2 separate regions of the Homo sapiens genome follow, and region 2 is linked to region 1. Evidence: chromatin loops called from intact Hi-C (ENCODE). Cell type or tissue: pancreas. All regions are shown on one strand. Each heading gives the region's core, and the rest is flanking DNA. Links, peaks and the distances in the headings are about the cores only. Region 1 overlaps FGD6 (FYVE, RhoGEF and PH domain containing 6). Region 2 overlaps VEZT (vezatin, adherens junctions transmembrane protein).

Region 1 (10,116 bases), core at 817-8,816:
AGGACAGATGTTTTCTTTCTATTCTATAAGTTCCATGTATAATTTGTATCCTCACGAGAGGGGCTGCCGTCGGGAATGCTCATTTTTCCTCTCACCCACTCTCCCACTCATCTCCAGTCCTACTTTTTCCTGCAAAGCTTCCCTGCCTCTTTAACCTTCACACTTTTCTCTGTCATCCAAATAATTCTGTCCTGCTCGGTGCACCCTTACTTTGAAGTCATTTGCTTTGTTCTTTATTTGATGGATATTATAAACTTCTTCATCAACTAGATATGATCACTGAAGACAGGAAACTTGTCAGATCCCCAACCACAAGCTTTTCCTTTAAAAAAAACCGCCTTTAAAAGCATAATGTACACAAACAGAAGATGTTAAGAGAAGTAAAATGATTAAAAGAATATATAAGAATCTCTACAAAAAGGGTTAAAAATGTTCACTTTTTACTCTGCAAATGTAAAGGATATACAAGAATGTGATCAGGCCAGGTGTGGTGGCTCATGCCTGTAATCCCAGCACTTTGGGAGACTGAGGCAGGTGGATCGCTTGAGCTCAGGAGTTCGAGACCAGCCTGGGCAAGATAGTGAAACCCTGTCTCTACAAAAAATATAAAAATTAGCAGGGTGTGATGGTATGTGCCTGTAATCCCAACTACTTGGAGGGCTGAGGCAAGAGAATTACTTGAGCCCAGGAGGTTGAGGCTGCAGTGAGCCGTGTTCATGCCACTGCACTCCAGCCTGGGTGACAAAGTAAGACTCTGTCTCAAAAAATTAAAAAAAAAAAATGTGATCAAAATTCATAAAATTAATGGACTTGCTTAACATGTTTCTGCAGTTAGACCCAGGCGTTGCTGGGCATGGTGGCTCACATCTGTAATCCCAGCACTTTGGGAAGCCAAGGTGGGCAGATCACTTGAGGTCAGGAGTTCGAGACCAGCCTGGCCAATATGGTGAAACCCCATCTCTACTAAAAATACAAAAATCAGCCGGGCATGGTGGTACATGCCTGTAGTCCCAGCTACTTGGGGGGCTGAGGCAGGATAATTGCTTGAACCCAGGAGGCAGAGGTTGCAGTGAGCCGATATCGTGCCACTGCACTCCAGCCTGGGTGACAGAGTGAGACTCTGTCTCAAACAAAAAAAGAACAAGGGGTATACCTGTGACATTTGAAAGAGGTTGTTGGGAATAAACAGAAACACCCAAACAGAATTAATCTGTGTGTATGTGTGTGTATCTGCGAGAGAGGGAGGGAGAGAGATTGTGAGGGAGAGAGACACAGGCACACAGACACAGGAACTCCAATTATCCCACTAGCTATGAGTCCCTCATGTTGTAATGGATTGTTTCCCTTAAGTACTACTAGGGCTGAGGGAAGGCTAATATCCTATTGTTAGACAGTGCCAGAATAATATGCTTTTTTAGACTCATCCCTGCTTTGTAGTTTAGTCACTTCATGGACTCATGATTTTGAAGCTTGAGGACCTTGCAGATCTGGTTCAATCCCTGTTTTTGAAAGACAAAGAAATGGACCTCTAGGGAAACTGAATATGGCACGGGCACAGAGTGACTGAGCACAGGAGGGCAAAGATTCCTGACCTCAGCCACCACGCTGGCTTCACAGTCGCAAGAGGCTGGTTCCCATGCAGGGCTGGCCATGGGTCTCCCCTGCCCATATCATCTCACCTATCCCCAGCACTGCTTTACTACTTAACTGGTTCTATGTTAATCTGCTCAAAATGGAGTTTCCAGGAAGGCCTCAAGTCTTTTTTTTTTTTTTTTTTTGAGAAGGAGTCTCGCTCTGTCGCCCAGGCTGGAGTGCAGTGGCGCTATCTCGGCTCACTGCAACCTCCGCCTTCCGGGTTCAAGCAATTCTCCTGCCTCAGCCTCCCAAGAAGCTGGGATTACAGACGTGCACCATCACACCTGGCTAGTTTTTGTATTTTTTTTAGTAGAGAAGGGGTTTCACCATGTAGGCCAGGCTGGTCTCAAACTCTTGACCTCAGGTGATCTACCCGCCTCGGCCTCCCAAACTGCTGGGATTACAGGTGTGAGCCACCGCACCTGCCCTTCAAGTCGTATGAAGAGAGTTTGTAATGGATTTTGTTATCAATATATTTTTACTTTCTAGCCCTACCTAAATAAACATAATATAAAAACTTCTGCAACCACAGAAGTTATTTACCTTGAGTGTCTCTGTAATCTCCAGCATCTTCTATGAGATTCTTCAAATAATCTAGAAAAGAAGAAAAAAAAGTATTTAAGTACAATAAACCAGTGAGCCCCAAACACATATCTTTCTTTTTCAATACTTCATTAGTCTTGCTGGTTAATATACATGCTAGTCCAACTTGTGCTAACTTTCTAAAAATGTGAAAAAATAAAGCCCTGAGATCAATTTGAAATCAAGACATAGAGTCAGAGCTAGAAAAAGCCTTGGAGGAAACATTGGTTATTTTAGAGATGAGGAATCAGATTACTGAGCAAAGGATCTCACCCAACTCACACAACCTCTAGTTGGCAGAGCCAGCATGAGAATTCAGGTCTCCTAATGCCCAATTCAGCTTTTATCCCAACACATAGGAAGTACTTTAATCTTGAGATCAGACACACGTCTAGTATAAAATTCTAAGGCATTAATCCAATCCCTAAAAGTCTCCTGGATTTGTTAATCTAAGAGTCTAACAATGCTCAGGACACCAAGGGAACTCAATATATGTATTTAAACAGGTGGTTTTCAAATGGGGACAAATTTGCCCCCTAGGGTACATCTGGCAATGTCTGGAGACAGTTGTGGTTGTCATAACTGGGGAAAAGCGGGGGCTACTGGTGGCTAGTGGTTAGAAGTCAGAGATGCAGACTGGACTCGGTGGCTGATGCCTGTAATCCTAGCACTTTGGGAGGCCAAAGGGGGTGGATCACTTGAAGTCAGGAGTTCAAGACCAGCATGGCCAACATGGGGAAACCCCATCTCTACTACACACACACACACACACACACACACACACACACACACACACACACACACGTCAGACGTGCTGCTAAATATCTTATAATGCAGCCCTGCAACAAAAAAAAAAATTATCTGACCCCAAATATCAATAGGTCTGAAGTTGAGAAACCTTGGTTTGGATAAAGATAGTCTGTAAATAAGTAATATGGTATATAGTAGTTCTTGTAATACAGAAAAAGAGGTAATAGAAGAACCTATATTTAATAAATCTTTAACACCAAGGTAAGTCATGGAATTTCAAGGCAATACTTCCTTCTCTGTTGAGAAATGCTGGATGGCCTCCCATTACCTGTTAAATTAATACAAATTCCTTTCTGGAATTTAAAGCCCCCTGCTACATGGTCCCTATCAATTTTTCTCTCTCTCTTGCTACTGCCTAAAATGGGCCCTTTGTTCTGACTAAATTTGATCTGTGCAACCCCTTAAACACTCCCCATGTGTCCCCCTGGCTTCACACCTTTTGTCTCTAATAGTCCCTTTTTCTCCATCCCTTCCTCTGTCTCGCTTATACAAATTCTACTCACACTCTTCAAGGCTCTTCTTAAATGCCCCTTCTCTTACAAAATTTCCATTTGAAAGAAACGTTTTCTGCCTTTGAATAACACATGACACAGCAGTCTCACTTTATGCTTCTATCATTTTCTTTTTCATTAGACTCAAAGCTCCTTGTGAGCAAGTCATCTGACACATCTTTCTCTCACATAGCACTTAGTCAGGGGCTTTGCACAAAGGGGACAATAAATGCTTACTGAATAAAAACAGTTCACTTACTCATTCAAGACAGAGTCTCACCCTGTCGTCCAGGCTGGAGCACAGTGCTGCAATCATTGCTCACTACAGCCTCAAATTCCTGGACTCAACCAATCATCCTGCCTCTGCCTCCCAAATAGCTATGACTACTGGTGTGTGCCTCCATGTCTGCTTTTTTTTTTTTTTTTGCAGAGGCAGGGTCTCGCTTTATTGCCCAGGCTGGTCTTTAACTCCTGGCCTCAAGCAATCCTCCTGCCTTAGCCTACCAAAGTGCTGGAATTACAGGCAGTGAGCCACTGCACCTGGCCAAGAATATATTATTTTTTAGATAGGATTGTATTTTAGTTGAGGTAAAAGGCAATAAATGCTGAAACCAATTCTAATGCCAGTGGGAACTGAGGAAATGAAAGGAGGAAAGGTGTGTTCAGTGACTGAATATATCTTTATCAGACCCAACTGCTAGTTAGTACTATTATGGAATAGATACAACTTCATCTCATGGATTTATGACATCATGCTCAGAGGAACAAAGGAAAACAGGGGTATTGGTGCCAGATCTTCAAACATAACAGATGACACAAACACGCGCCCAATTGCTGAAACTTCGTAAGTCTTTGAGACAGTGATCTAAGAGCCTGTGTGAGTCTAGACGTGCACCTTATAAATATCCAGCACTGGCAATAAGCCATGGTGAGATGTTATGTATAAACATATTAAGCTTCCCTGCGCCATGGCATAGGTTCTATCTTGCCAGAGACCATCGCTAGCAATTTAGATCTTAATCTGAATGAAGAGAGCATCCCCCGCAAAATATAAAGGAAAAATGAAGTGGGCACACACAAAAAATAAAAAATTCCCAAATTAACAAAATACATAAGTTATATGTTACACTTAGCCCCATCTGGAGATGAAAATAAATATTCTCACTCTGACCCCACTCAGAATGCATTCAATATATTACATAATCCGTGTCTGGTGAGTGCAAACATTTAACATTTCTATGGCTGACAGTTGACAGGGTTGGGGAGACAAACTTACCCTACCCTCCCTATTAGATGTTCTCAAACCCTAAGCTACCTCATTAATCAAGTGATTTTCCTTAAGCTGTTAGATAGTTACTATATCTTGTTGTGGGAAGGAATGCAGATTTACCTAAATATTGGACTCATGGCGACTTCCTAGTTTGTCTTAAATTTCTGTTTTTTAATACAGAAGTATATCCATGAAAACAGAGACATTTCTCTAAACCAAAAGGGCTCCCCAGAAGATGTCCATATTAGGAAATCCTGACCTCAGAATCACTGTGCTGAGCCTCATAAACTTCTAAGTTGCATTTTCTTTGCTTGTACTCAAACATGAACTTTTATGAACACAGTTGAAATACACTGAGCAGAAAACCCACCGTTAACACGTTGCAACATCATGCTATTAATCAAGGAAGTAACGGAGTTAGGTTTACCCTCCTTGCCAATTTTTAAAAATATCTTTATGGTCTACAAAATCCAACTCTCCAACTTATCCATCCATCCATCCATCCATCAACCCATCCATCCATCCATTCATGTTTTTAGGGCATCTTCTTGCAGTATATCTTTTTGAGAACTTTTACCTTGGCAAAGAGAGCAGGGCCTGGATCTCCTTAAACAGTTAAGAATCACCTGGGGCCTTAACTGCAGCATAAGAATGTGACTGATCACCCTGAGTCAGATGGGAGGAACAGGAAACCAGTAGCTGCCCCAGTAACTGTTATAACCCAGGTGAAACCCAGGAAAGGAGACCAGACAGACACGCCTATATTGGTCATAGTGAACCACCTATTACCTATCACTTAGGACCTGGTATTCGGCAGAAGCTTTCCTAATAACAACGAGGAGAGCAGTCATTTCAGTTTGCCATGTTAGACTGGTAGTATTCTATGACCTTTCTGCTCCTGCCAAAACAAATTGAGCATTATTCAAAACTTCACTAATAAAACTGCCTCAAATGCCACTGAGGTTATTTTTATCAAAGGAAAAAAAAAGCAGATGTTGGTTCAGCATGTAGGTACACTACAAAATGTACTCTCTGGCCACCAGGTGGCATCACTGATTAATAAAAGTTAATTAACTCCATCACCATCACCCAACATGAGTAGCAAAAAATTAACTGGAACACAACATACTATGTGCAACTTCTAGGGATATGCAAGCTGCCTTTTTTTTTTCTTTCTTTTTTTGGAGGGTCTCGCTCTGTTGCCTAGGCTGGAGTGTGCAGTGGTGTGACCAATGCTCATTGTAGCTTCAATCTCCCAGGCTCAAGTGGCTGTCCCACACCTCAGCCTCCCAAGTAGCTAGGACAACAGACCTGTACTACCACGTTGGGCTAAGTTTTTGATTTTTTGTAGAGACGATGTCTCACTATGTTGCCCAGGCTGGTCTTGAACTCCTGAACTCAAGTGATTCTCTCACCCTGGCCTCCCAAAGTGCTGGGATTATAGGTGTGAGCCACGGTGCCAGTACAAGTTAATTTTGTTCTCATATAAAATGCCCAAGGCCACCGGGCGCAGTGGCTCATGCCTGTAATTCCAGCACTTTGGGAGGCCGAGGTGGGCGGATCATGAGGTCAAGAGTTCGAGACCAGCCTGGCCAACATGGTGAAACCCTGTCTCTACTAAGAATACAAAACTAGCTGGGCATGGGGGCGCATGCCTGTAATCCCAGCTACTCAGGAGGCTGAGGCAGGAGACTCGCTTGAACCTGGGAGGCAGAGGTTGCAGTGAGCTGAGATCGTGCCACTGCACTACAGCCTGGGTGACAGAGCAAGACTCTGTCTCAAGAACAACAACAATAACAAATTCCCACGGCCAGGCATAATGGCTCATGCCTGTAATCCCAGTACTTTGGGAGGCTGAGGTGTGCAGATCACTTGAGGTCAGGAGTTTGAGACTAGCCTGGCCAATATAGTGAAACCCCATCTCTACTAAAAATATAAAAATTCACCAGGCATGGTAGTGGGCACCTGCAATCCCAGCTACTCAGGAGACTGAGGCAGGAGAATTGCTAACTCAGGAGGTGGAGTTTGCAGTGAACCGAGATTGTACCTCTACACTCTAGTCTGGATGACAGAGCGAGACTCTGTCTCAAAAAAAAAAAAAAGAAAGAGAGAGAGAGAAAGGATGAGGACCCAATATATACTATATCTTGTTGGAAATCTAAGTTTTCTGTATAAGGGTTCCCAGGGAGCCTTACCACCACTCATTGATTACCTAATCAATACATAACCAACTTAGAGCAGAAACTAGTCGGAAGTCCTGTTAACCATTAATAAAAATTAGTCATCTGTGGGAATCTGGGACTTTTTGCATTCAACACCCAGTCAGATTCCTGGACCGTGCACTGAGAAATGTTTGGCAGCAAAGCACAGAGGAAATGAGTGTATAGGAGGGATAACATTCCAAAGTCAAGTGTTTTGAATTTGAGGACATGTCTTGCTTTGTATTTTTCAGATTTCTTCTTTCCTCCATAAATATGTAGTGGGATCAGCAACACATACAGAATTATGGGATCCAGAGAAAAGTAAGTCTAGTCAATATGACTTTGTAAAGTTTTATGAAGTTTCAGATTTTGCAAGAAACAACCTAAAATTAGCCTGACTTGTGAAACAAAGTACTGATCATTTTAAATACCAAAAACAAGCATCAAGTGTCAACTTACAAAACATACTGACACTTCAAGGCAGCTTGGCGAAGTGGTCAAGAGCCCTTGCTCTGGAATTAGAAGACAGAAATTCCTGGGCCAGGTGCGATGGCTCATGCCTGTAATCCCAGCACTATGGGAGGCCGAGGTGGGAGGATACAGCCTGGGCACATAGTGAGACCCATCTCTAAGTCTTTAGATGATGATGATGATAATAATAATAAAGATAGAAATGCTTACTCTGCCTGGTCCAGCCACATCTAGTTGAGGCATGGGACTTTGGCCATGCCCCATAGCATTTTTGTGTGTTAATATCCTCATGCATAAAATAACTAGGCTGAACCAGAATGAAAACTGTAACGATTCTCATTCCAAAATATCATGAAACATATTTTGTTGAATAAAATAAAAAATGAAAAATTTGAAAAATTAAATAATGAGGAAAACTTAAACTATGAACATCTCTGAGAAAAACAATTACTAAACTATTTCCTTGTTTTTATAAATGCTTGATTTGACTTAAAAACCATCCTAGGGGTATATCATACAGTACTTAGGTGTTCTATTAGCTCTTTAGTGCATTTAATTTGTTTTGGCTATTTACATAAGTAGGATGGCAATACAACCTTATCTCCCCATATAGTCCTGCCTTATACCTGCTGTCCAGGCATAATTATAAATACTGTCCTCTTTTACTTTTGTAAGTTAATGGGTTTGGATTTATAAGTAACACTGATTAGCACTGTCGGCTGGTGTGGTGGCTTACACCTGTAATCTCAGAACTTTGGGAGGCCGAAGTGGGCAGATCACCGGAGGTCAGGAGTTTGAGACCCGCCTTGCCAACATGGCAAAAACCTGTCTCTACTAATTAGCTGGGGGTAGTGGCACACGCCTATAATCCCAGCTACTCGGGAGGTGGAGGCAGGAGGATCGCTTGAACCCAGGAGGCAGAGGTTGCAGTGAGCCAAGATTGTGCCACTGCACTCCAGCCTGGGTGACAGAGCAAGACTCCATCTCAAAAAAACAAAAATAAAAATAAAAAAATAGGCCAGGTGCAGTGGCTCATGCCTGTAATCCCAGCACTTTGGGAGGCTGAGGCGGGAGGATCACGATGTCAGGAGTTCGAGACCTCCCTGACCAACATGGTGAAACCCCATCTCTACCAAAAATACAAAAGTTAGCCGGGTGTGGTGGAATGCTCCTGTAGTCCCAGCTACCCAGGAGGCTGAGACAGAAGAACTGCTTGAACCCAAGAGGCGGAGGTTGAAGTGAGCTGACATCACGTCACTGCACTCCAGCCTGGGTGACAGAGTGAGTCCGTCTCAAAAATAAATAAATAAAAATAAATAAATAAATAAATAAATAAAGCATGCCTTCTTCCATATTTCAGATTCTTTTCTTGGGATCAGGGAGAATAATTTATTTATTTATTTATTTATTTTTTATTTTTTTTGCTTCATGATTTGTGATATAGAAAAAAATTAAAGTTAAAAAAAATTTTAGGCTGGGCATGGTGGTTCATGTCTGTAATCCCAGCACTTTGGGAGGGTGAAGGAGGTGGATCACCTGAGGTCAGGAGTTCAAGACCAGCCTGGCCAACATAGCGAAACCCTGTCTCTACTAAAAATACAAAATTAGTAGGGCATGGTGGTGTGCGCCTATAGTCCCAGCTACTCGGGAGGCTGAGGCAAGGAGAATTGCTTAAACTCCGGAGGCAGAGGTTGCAGTGAGCCGAGATCGCACCACTGCACTCTAGCCTGGGTGACAGAGTGAAACTCCACCTCAAAAATAAAATGAAATAAAATAAAATATTAAATTATTTTTGGGTGCTTGATACATATCACAAAAAACCTTTCCTAAAGGGATGTGAAACTTTTAATACAAATATATGAGAATAACAGTTTCAGTAAATGCCAATTTTGTGTGCTGCAGTTTTTTATTGCTAATAGAATTGGTAACTGTTTTATTTGATAGTTATCATTCGAAGGACACAATACACCACTATATATTTATTATGTGCTCTTTTTTTCTAAGTTATTATATTTGTTCATATTTTTAGTCTAGATGTCTATTTTTAGTATTTGTGCTGAAATGAAAATTTCCTAGAGGTATATTTTCTGATGTGCTGTTTGCCTTTTTACTTTGACTGTATTTTAAACTTTTATAATATTTTAATGTTATTATAATGGTGCAAATGTGCCTCAAAAAATAAAATAAATAAAATGAAATGAAAAGTGTCAATATTTTCATTTACAGGCTGGCTGCTGTGGCTCACCCCTGTAATCCCAGCACTTTGGGAGGCCGAAGCGGGCAGATCACTTGAGGTCAGTTGTTTGAGACCAGACTGGCCAACATGGTGAAACCCTGTCTCTACTGAAAATACAAAAAATTAGCCGGGCATGGCGGCAGGCACCTGTAATCCCAGCTACTAGGGAGGCTGAGGCCGGAGAATCACTTGAACCCCTTGAACCCAGGAGGTGGAGGTTGCAGTGAGCTGAGTTCACATCATTGCACTCCAGCCTGGGTAATAAGAGTAAAATTCCGTCTCAAAAAAAAAAAAAGATATATATATATATATGTATATATATATATATATATATTCCTTTATAATTAATTTTTCTGGGCCTACAAAACTATCTTTCATCCTGTCCTCATTTTAGAGTTTCAATAAATAGCCAGTTTTATA
Region 2 (10,116 bases), core at 1,269-9,268, 110 kb after region 1:
CTGAAGGAGAGAGAAATATTTTCTAGAGTAAGGGTAACTGATGGGTGTATTTTTTTTACCCATTATTTTTGATTTCTGAATATAATAGTAATATATGCTCAAGGAACATTTTATTGTAGAAAATAAGCCCCCAAGTTAAAATCATCCATTATCCCACCACCCAAAGATGGTAACTATTAACAGTACGGTATGTGTTCTTATAGACTTTATTTCTATGTAAATGTGTGTTTATGTGTGTGTAATTTTTTAGCCTCTATATTAAGACACAATGTGTGTGTGATATTTTTTAAAACAAAAGGTATACCACGTAGAATTTTGTATATATTTTTCACTTGACTTTATCGTGAATCTTTTCCCATTCATCATTCTCTGAAAACATTAATATTATAATATCCCCTCACGTGTATCATAATATAACCTTTTTTTAAAAAAATACCATTGTAATCAACAGTGATATAAGCCTATTTTTAACTACAACTCTGATTTTCCTCAGAATAATTTTTAGAAGTAGAACTAGTGGGTGAAAGAATATGAACATTTAAGACTTACGCAGAAAGGTTATACCAATTCCGGTTTCCATTAAGAATAAGAGAGTATTGGTTTCACCAAATCCTCAACAACAGCCTTAACAGTTTCCTTTAATCTTTGCTAATTTGATAGGCAAAAATAACATTCCATTGTTTTAATTTACATTTTATGCATTTATACATTTATTAGCTATTTTTATTTCTTTGAACATTTCTCTTCATATTTGTTGCTCATTTTCTTATTAGATGCTAGCTTTAAAAAAATTGACTTGCGTGAGTTCTTCATATATTACTAAGCCTTTGTCATACTTGCAGAAAAATTTCCAGTTTGCTGTTTGTTTGCTCTTTGATATACACAATTTTTATTGCAGTATAATTTACATAAGGACAGGGCACAGATCACAAGTGTGTGGATGGTTATATTTTCACATGTTGAGCACACCCATGTAACCAGCACCCAGATCAAGAAACGGGACAGATGGGGCATGGTGGCTCACACCTGTAATCTCAGCACTTTGGGAGGCTGAGGCAGATGGATCCCTTGAACCCAGGAGTTTGAGATTAGCCTGGACAACATGGTGAAACCCTATCTCTACAAAAAAGACAAAAATTATTTGGGCGTGGTGGCACATGCCTATAGTCCCAGCTACTCGGGAGGCTGAGGTGGGAGAATCACTTGAGCCTGGGTAGGTCAAGGCTGCAGTGAGCCATGATCGCACCGCTGTACTCCAGCCTGGATGACAGAGCCAGACTCTGCCCCAAAAAAATAAAAAATGAAAAAAGAAACAACATCACCAGCACACCAGAAGCTCCCTCCTGGTCCTTTCCATCACTACTCCCTACCCCAAAATGATCACTATTTAAACATAATAACCTAGATTAATTTTGTCTATTTTTATTGTTTAGACACTGTGCATTTCCATTTATATACTCTCTTATTTCTGACTTTTTTTTTTCCTCTCTGGCTTTATTTGTGAGATTCGTCCATATTGTTAACATGAGAATTTTTATTTTGGCATAGTATTCCATGTGAATATATGATCATTTTTAAATTCATTCTTCTATTAATGGTCATTGAGTAGTTCCCAGGTTTAAACTAGTGCTACTGTGAACCTTTTTGTATGTGTTTGGTTAAACATATTTCTGGTGGATATATATGTAGGAATGGAATTGCTGGGTCATAGCAAATACCTAGATATTTCTGTAGATATTGCCAAACTTTATTCCAAAGTGGTTGTACCAGTTTATTCTCCAGCCAGGAATGTATGAGAGGTCCCATTGCCCCACATCCTCATCAACCCTTGCTAATTTTAGTGTTTTTCTTTTTATGATTCTAGGGGCTATGTCCTGGTATCTCCTTGTGGTTTTAATTTGTATTTTCTTGATAAAGATGTTAAGATTTTTAATGTGTTTATTAGCCAATTGTATATCCATTTTGTGAAGCCACGTCAAATTTCTTGCATATTTTTCTATTGGGTTGTTTCTTTTTCTTGCTGATTTGAAGGAATTATTTACATACACTGGATACAAGTCCTTTGTTAGAGATGCAGTTGGCCCTCCTTAGCTGAGAGTTCCACATCTGCAGATTGGACCAACCGTGGCTCACGCCTATAATCCTAGCACTTTGGAAAGCTAAGCCAGGCAGATCACTTGAGGCTAGGAGTTTGAGACCAGCCTGGCCAACATGGCGAAACCCAGTCTCTACTAAAAAATACAAAAACTAGCTGGGCATGGTGGCATGCACCTGTAGTCCCAGCTACTCCAGAGGCTGAGGCATGAGAATCGCTTGAACCCAGGAGGCGGAGGTTGCTCTGGGTGACAGAGTAAGATTCCATCTCAAAAAAAAAAAATAAAGGAAATACTCTGGCCCAGTGAGGTGGCTCATGCCTGTAATCCCAGCACTTTGGGAGGCTAAGGTAGGAATATTGCTTGAAGCCAGGAGTTTAAGACCAGCCTGGTCAACATTAACAAAACCCTGCATATTAAAAAAAAAAAAGAAAAAAATTAACCAGGTGTGGTGATGCATGTCTGTAATGCCAGCTACTCCACAGCCTGAGGCAGAAGATTGCTTGAGCCCAGGAATTTGAGGCTGCAGTGAGCTACAATTCCAGCCTGGGTGACAGAGTGAGACCATATCTCTAAATAAATAAATAAATACTCAAAAATATTCAAAAAATAATACAAATAAAAAAACTATACAGGATAACAACTATTTACATAGTGTTCACATTGTATTAGGTATTACAAATAATCTAGAGATGATTTAAAATATGTGGGAGACTGTGTGTATGTTATATGCAAATACTATGCCATTTTATATAAGGGACTTGAGCATCCATGGACTGGGTATTTGCCCTAGTCCTGTGACCAATTCCCCATGAATAAAGAGACAACTGTATATACCTCATATATCTTACCTTGGGCTATATGTGGCCTCTGCACTCTTTTAATCGTGTCTTTCAATGAACAGAAGCTCCTTATTATAATCCAATTAAACCTTATTCTTTTGTGATTAGTGCTGTTAAAAAAATATTTGCCTACTCTAAGGTCACAAAGATATTTTCTTTAAAAGCTTTATTTGACATTTTCCCATTTAGATCTGTCATCCATCTGGTACTGATTTTTGTATGGTAACAAGTGAAGATCAACATTTTTTTTTCCCCGTATGGATGTCCAGTTGACCTGGCACCATTTACTGAACAGATCATTTTTTCCCCACTGAACTGTAGTGTTGCCTTTGTCATAAATCAGGGAATCTTTTATGTGTAGATCTCTTTCTGGACACTGTCTTCTTTGCCATTGATCATTTTGTCTATTCGTGTGTTAATACCACATTATTTTAATTACTATAATTTAAAAAATAGGTTTTAATATCTGATAGCATAAGACCCTTCAGCTGTATTTTTCTTCAGGATTGCCTTTGGCTATTCTTGGCCCATTATATTTCCATATAAATTTTAGAATCAGCCTGTCAGTTTTTGTAAAAAAATAAAAAATAAAAATAAAAAAACCCTACTGAGACTTTGATTGAAATTGCTTTGAAGCTATAAATTAATCTGGGGAAACTTAACATCTTTACAATCAATATTGAATCTTCCAATCCGTGAACATTTATTGCTTGCCTTCTAAATGAATCAAGCAACTTCTCATCTCGTTCTGTGCTCTAGGACTGATTTTACAAAATGAGAATTATCTGTTTCTTCAGAGTATAGCTAAATTGGCCTTTCCTGGGGAAAAGAGACTGAATGTTGTCTATCAGCTCAATTTCTTTTATGGTTATTGCTCAGGTACAATTTTCTATTTTGATAACTTTTTTATTCTGAAAGGCAGTGTAATATAGTTAAAGATATGGGCTCTGGAGCTGGATAACCTAAGAAATCCTAGGTCAGCTATTTATTAGTTATATTAGTTAATGTGACTTTGAGCAGGTTACTTAACTTGTCTAAGCTTCAGTTTTCTCCATATTAAATAAAAATAACAGTAACTATCTCGTAAGGTAGTTATGAGTACTAAATGATTTAATATAAGTGAATTACTTAGATGAGTACCTGACACATTGTAAACACTCAGTAAATGTTACCTTTTATTAAATTTTTCCAACAAATTGCTTTTTATCTAGGTTTTCAAAATTATTGATATATTCTTAGTAGTCTCTTTAGTTTCATTTATAGCACAAATTAGATCTGATTGTTGTTATGTTTTTCTTTTTGTTTTGCATAGATGTGCTGGAGTTTCAACTTACCAGATAGACTTTTCTTTTTTTTGAGACAGAGTTCCACTCTGTTAGCCTTGTCGCCCAGGCTGGAGTGCAATGGCAGGATCTTGGCTTGCTGCAACCTCTGCCTCCTGGGTTCAAGCAATTCTCCTGCCTCAGCCTCCCGAGTAGCTGGGATTACAGGCACCCATCACCATGCCCAGCTAATTTTTGTATTTCTAGTAGAGATGGGGTTTCACCATGTTGGCCAGGCTGGTCTTGAACTCCTGACCTCGGGTGATCCACCCACCTCGGCCTACCAAAGTGCTGGGATTACAGATGTGAGCCACCGTGCCTGGCCTCAGGTAGACTTTTCAAAAAACTAGTTGGTTTTGTTTGGTCAGTTCTATTGAATTTGTTTGTGGTTTTAAATTTTTTTAAAATTTCTACTTTTATCTATTTCCATTCATCTATTTGTGTTTATTTTGCTATTTTTGTTCTGTTTTTTTTAGCTTCTTGAGTTAAAAACCTAAATGCCCAAAATAACTTGTAAGGCTATAAATTTCCCTGAGTATTGCTTCAGTTGTATCACGAAAGTTTTGAAATGTAGTTTGTCTCATGGTTGTATAAGTTCCATTTTTATTTCTTATTTAATACCCAAGTATATAGTTGAGGGATTGATGTTATCATTGGTGATTATTTTTCTCCCTGTGTCCCTCAGACCCATAATTCCACCCTGATCATTATGGACTGCATCACTGCATTCCCTTGTCCTCTGGGTTCCATTTAGGTTCGGCCAGTGGGAAGGACCTGCAGATCAGAGGATGGAGGAAAGAGCGCCAGAGAGGTTTGGGTGTTTCTTGTCTGAATTCTTTCCCTCTACGGCTACTATTTGTTAGTGATTGCATTCCTGTACCTAAAGCCACAACTTTTTTTTTTTTTTTGACAGGGTCTTGCACTGTTGCCTAGGCTGGAATGCAGTGTTAACCATCATAACTCACTGCAGCCTCCAACTCCTGGCTCAGGTGATCCTACCACTTCAGCCTCTCAAGTAGCTGGGACTACAGGCAGGTGCCACCATGTCCAGCTAACCTGTAACTCTTATCACGGGATTCTTCTTGGGAAAGGCTAGGAGCAGCCATCTTATTTCCTGTGTTTGGGCTTTACCACCTATGAGACCTGTAACCCCCTCTACCCCTATTACCACTTTCATTCAACTTAGATCTCAGGCCACTGACTGAGAAAGGCCTTCTTTTGAAGAGCTGAAAGCTTGTAAGGCATGTTTTCTTGCCATCTACCACTTGATTACTCAGCCAGTGGAACATATTTCAGGTTCTGCTGAGTCAGCCCTACTTCTAGATACTAAGTACTGTGTCACCCATACATCCTAATGCACAGTGACTGGTTTTTGGCACCAGGGACTTGTTTCGTGGAAGACAGTTTTTCCAGATGGAGGATGGTTTCAGGATGAAACTGTTCCACCTGAGATCATCAGGCATTAGTTAGATTCTCATAAGGAGCTCACAACCTAGATCTCTCACATGCACATTTCACAATAGGGTTCCTGCTCCTATGAGAATCTAATGCTGCCACTGATCTGACAGGAGGCGGAGCTCTGATAGTAACGCTTGCTCACCCACTGGCCCACCATCCTGCTGGCCTCGGGCTGTATTCCTAACAGGCCATGGACCGGTACCAGTGCTGTGCAGGCCTGGGGGTTGAGGACCCCTGTTAATGCAGTAAACAGGAACCTGTCTATGTGCCATAAGCAGAAAGGAATTTAACATAGGGAATTAATGGTTAGATTATCATCGGAAGGCCTACAGGATCAAGCTCTATCAAAGTTGCTATATGCTCATGAAGACAAGAGCACGTGATCATGATCATAGTTACAATCCAGGAATTAGAAGCCATCACCACTTTGGGAGTCCGAGGCGGGCGGATCACCAGGTCAGGAGATTGAGACCTTCCTGGCTAATGCTGTGAAACCCCATCTCTAGTAAAAATACAAAAAGAAATTAGCCGGGCTTGGTGGCGGGCGCCTGTAGTCCCAGCTACTCGGGAGGCTGAGGCAGGAGAATGGCGTAAACCCAGGAGGCTGAGCTTGCAGTGAGCCAAGATCGCGCCACTGCACTCCAGCGTGGGCGATAGAGCAAGACTCTGTCTCAAACAAAACAAAACAAAACAAAACAAAACAAAAGCCATCACCACATCTGCCTCTCAATAACCTAACAAAGTGATACCTTGGTATTGGAACTTGGAGTCTCTCCACTGTCTCTACCACACCTGCAGCTGTGTTATCAAGAAGCTGGAGAATCCATATTGGAATACTGCTATAGAAACATTTTGCCTCCACAGCTTTGTTTCATAGCAAAAAAAAAAAAAAAAAAAAAAAAAAAAAAAAGAGAGAGAAGGATGGAGGGAAGAGAAGGAATGAGAGAACAGACAAATGAAAGAACAAGGCCAGCAGTGGGGGGATCACTTGAGGCCAGCAGTTTGAGACCAGCTTGGGCAATATAGAGAGACCTTGTTTCTACAAAAAATTATTTTAAAGAATTAGCTGGGCATGGTGGCATGCATCTCTAGCCCTAGCTACTCAGGAGGCTGACGCAGGAGGATTGCTTAAACCCAGGAGTTCAAGGCTGTGATGAGCTTTGATGAGGCCACTGCACTCTGCCTTGGTGACAGATTGAGACTTTGCCTTTATTTAAAAAAAAAAAAAAAAAAGAACAGTTGAAACAAAAGCCAAAGAAGCAAAAAGTGGACTTCTGCTCTTCTTCCACCTTCCAAATCTCTTACACCATACACCTACTTGGGGAAACCCTGATTTATATCTAGAATCCTAGCTGCAAGATAATTTGGGAAATTTCAGATGTAGCTTTCCTGCCTCTGTAACACAAGAGATACATTGGAAGAAGGATTATAGAATAGAGATTGAACAAGCCAAGCCAATTTACCATATCTATCTTAGGGCTGAACCTCTCTTCCCCTAAGAAAATTTAACTGTGATTTTTTTTTTTTTGGTATATTTGTTGTAATACTGTTATTTTAATGATCTTCAGATAGAAATCAGAGTCATTCATGTATTGAGACTTACCTAGAGAATTACATGCTGCATGAAAGTTAAAAACTTAAATCATGCAGAGTTTTGGATAATATTCCAACAACATCCCTTCCCTTAAAACAAACTCTTTGAGGTATCTTGTTTTAATTTCTGTTTCTTGGATTATTTGTAAATTTTACTGTACTATATTTTGGGTCATTTGTATTTCTCCTTCCAGTGATCACTTTGAGTCCTCTTAGTCTGAGAGGACTAGATGTGCACTGAAAGATGATAATATAAGAGAAGGACTAAGGGAGGAAAGAAAGAGTGAAGTGCCCAGGCCCAATTCCCATTTCTTGCCCTAGAATCTGATTACCCATTTTATCAGAGCTAGATTCCGTATGTACTTTCAATGTTAATTCCATTATATTGGAGCCTGACTCCTCCTCCTATAAGATCATTTGTTTTAATTAGAATCTTCTACCATCATTCTACTCTAAGAGGCTGAATTGAGAAGGACAGTATAACCTCAGTCTTGGACCTCTCAGGCTAAACAGCAACAGAACAAAGTTTAGAAAATGATGGATACTATGTCTAATGTGAATATTAACAAAATAAGCATGAAATACCAAGATTGTTGTTTTACTCTGTTATCGTCATCATTAATTACAGTGTTTTGAGAGTAAGAATTCTCCAATTACTTTAGAAAGGTATTAAAGTTCTGATGTTGCTTTCTTAACTGTTTTTTAGACAGGGTCTCACTCTGTCACCAGGCTGGCCTCCAATAGAACAATCACTGTTCACTGCAGCCTCCACTTCCCAGGCTCAGGTGATTATCTCATCTCAGCCTCCCAAGTAGCTGGGACTACAGGCATGTGCCATCATGCCCTACTAATTTTTTCTTTTTTTTTTTTTTTTTTGAGATGGAATTTTGTTTTGCTCTTGTCGCCCAGGCTGGAGTGCAATGGCGTGATCTCGGGTCACTGCAACCTCCACCTCCCGGGTTCAAGCGATTCTCCTGCCTCAGCCTCCCAAGTAGCTGGGATTACAGGTGCATGCCACCACACCCTGCTAATTTTTGTATTTTTAGTAGAGATGGGGTTTCGCCATGTTGGCCAGGCTTGTCTCGAACTCCTGACCTCAGGTGATCCATCCGCCTCGGCTTCCCAAAGTGCTGGGATTATAGGCATGAGCCACCATGCCCGGCCAATTTTTTGTATTTTTTGCAGAGAGTGGGTTTTGACATGTTGCCCAGGTTCAAGTGATTGTTCTGCCTCGGCCTCCCAAAGTGCTGGGATTACAGACATGAACGACTGCACCGGGCCTTAAATTTTAATTGCAGAAACTTCAGGTCATCTGTCTTAAACCTTGCTATTCCTAGAGGGAAGAGTGCCTGGAAATAAGACTTTTTAAATCTGAAAGACTAATTTTTCTGCCTCTTTGCATCATTTGAAGTTCATTTAAACCATTCCTTTGTAACTTTCTTCTAGTAGGGACAATGTTGTATTAAAGGGATCTTTTACTCAAATCTCTTGCCTTGGTAACCTTATCCTCTGTAGGTGAACTCGTTACTGTTTTTGGTGTTTGTTTAAATTCCTTCTTCCTCTTTTCTTTTCTTCCTGGCTGAGAAAGATAATTTTTGCCCATTTTGTCATGATTTCTTTTTCTCCTACTTCTTTCATACTTCTGTGTAAGTTATTAAATGTTAACCCTTTGTTGGCAGTATGTTCAGCTTTCGCCCTTTTCTCCCATAGCATTTAATCAGTTAAATGAAAGGAAATGACTCTCACAAAACCTTTCACATTTAAAAGGAAGTTTTAAAAAATTTCTCTCTTCCTCGAGAGATTCCCTTTTCTTTGTATTTTTAAAAGTTATTATGCATCTCTGAGGAACATGAAGGTACTTTTTCCCTAAGTAATAATTGTAGATTCTTTCTTACTTGTATTATTGATTTGACCAATGGAAGAATATTGTTTTTGTCTGTGAACATATACATGGACAGTATTTGCTATTTTGATAATGGAGCTTCCTGTCTAGAATAATTATACATATAAAATTTAAGGTATTATTATATCATTTAATTTTTTTTAATATATCCTGAGTTTCAGTTTGTCAAACATAAAGCCCTAAATTGTATTATTTAAAATAATCTTGTTCCAAGTAGTAGCTGAGATTAGAAGTATAGCAAAATTCATGCTATCACTATCTATAATAGGAATAATATTTATTAATAGTGCTATTAAATCACAACTCTATTGACATCAAAGATTGACCATTAAGACCAAGTCTAGCCAGATATGGTAGTTCACACCTGTAATCCCAACAATTTAGGAGGCTGCGGTTAGAAGATCACATGAACTCAGGAGTTCAAAACCAGCCTGGGCAACATAGTGAGACCCTGTCTCTACAGAAAATGTAAAAATTGGCCAGTGTGGTGGCATGTACCTGCAGTGCAACCTGCTTCGGGGCTGAGGTGGGAGGATTGCTTGAGCCCAGGAGGTTGAGGCTGCAGTGAGCTGTGATTTCAGCACTGCACTCCAGCCTGGGCATTGAAATAAGACCCTTTCTCAAAACAAAAACAAAAACAAAACACCAACTCTGGTTTATAACCAAGATATGCAAGAAGAAATTCCATGTTTAATATGAATTATAAAAATTATTCTTGGGGAACAAGTCTGCTTTTTTTTCTGCTTATGTTGTGTCATTTCTTCTGTTTTGGCTTCTTCACAGATCCTTGGGGCTCCAGTTTAGATTAAAATTTTGTTTCTGTTTTATGTCTAAACATTCAAGAAAAGTAGGTAGTTCTCTCTTTTATGTATTTTTTATTGCATTTATTAAAATGTAAGTCCATT

Evidence for each region. A loop is a pair of places that touch in the nucleus more often than their neighbours do. Peaks named below come from ENCODE experiments on the same cell type or tissue, not always from the same donor. Only the 100,000 strongest peaks of a DNase experiment are listed, where the experiment ranks them.
Region 2: a loop joins it to region 1, with 2.5 times the contacts of the local background. A loop is called at or near these places in 77 of 110 quality-filtered maps.

What each region holds. Positions count from the first base shown.
Region 1 is chr12:95,111,473-95,121,588 of GRCh38, forward strand. It overlaps FGD6 (FYVE, RhoGEF and PH domain containing 6), which reads right to left. Exons shown (of 21, transcript NM_018351.4): 9 at 2,179-2,229. Among named protein-coding and RNA genes, the nearest start is that of NR2C1, 43 kb to the left of the region's middle. RefSeq lists an enhancer at 3,268-4,001. In pancreas, for the core only: a CTCF peak has its summit at 5,807 (motif pointing right); no DNase peak of the experiment used is centred there; H3K27ac peaks cover 3,131 bases.
Region 2 is chr12:95,219,169-95,229,284 of GRCh38, forward strand. The region is part of intron 1 of VEZT (vezatin, adherens junctions transmembrane protein); the gene reads left to right. Among named protein-coding and RNA genes, the nearest start is that of VEZT, 6.4 kb to the left of the region's middle. In pancreas, for the core only: no CTCF peak of the experiment used is centred there; no DNase peak of the experiment used is centred there.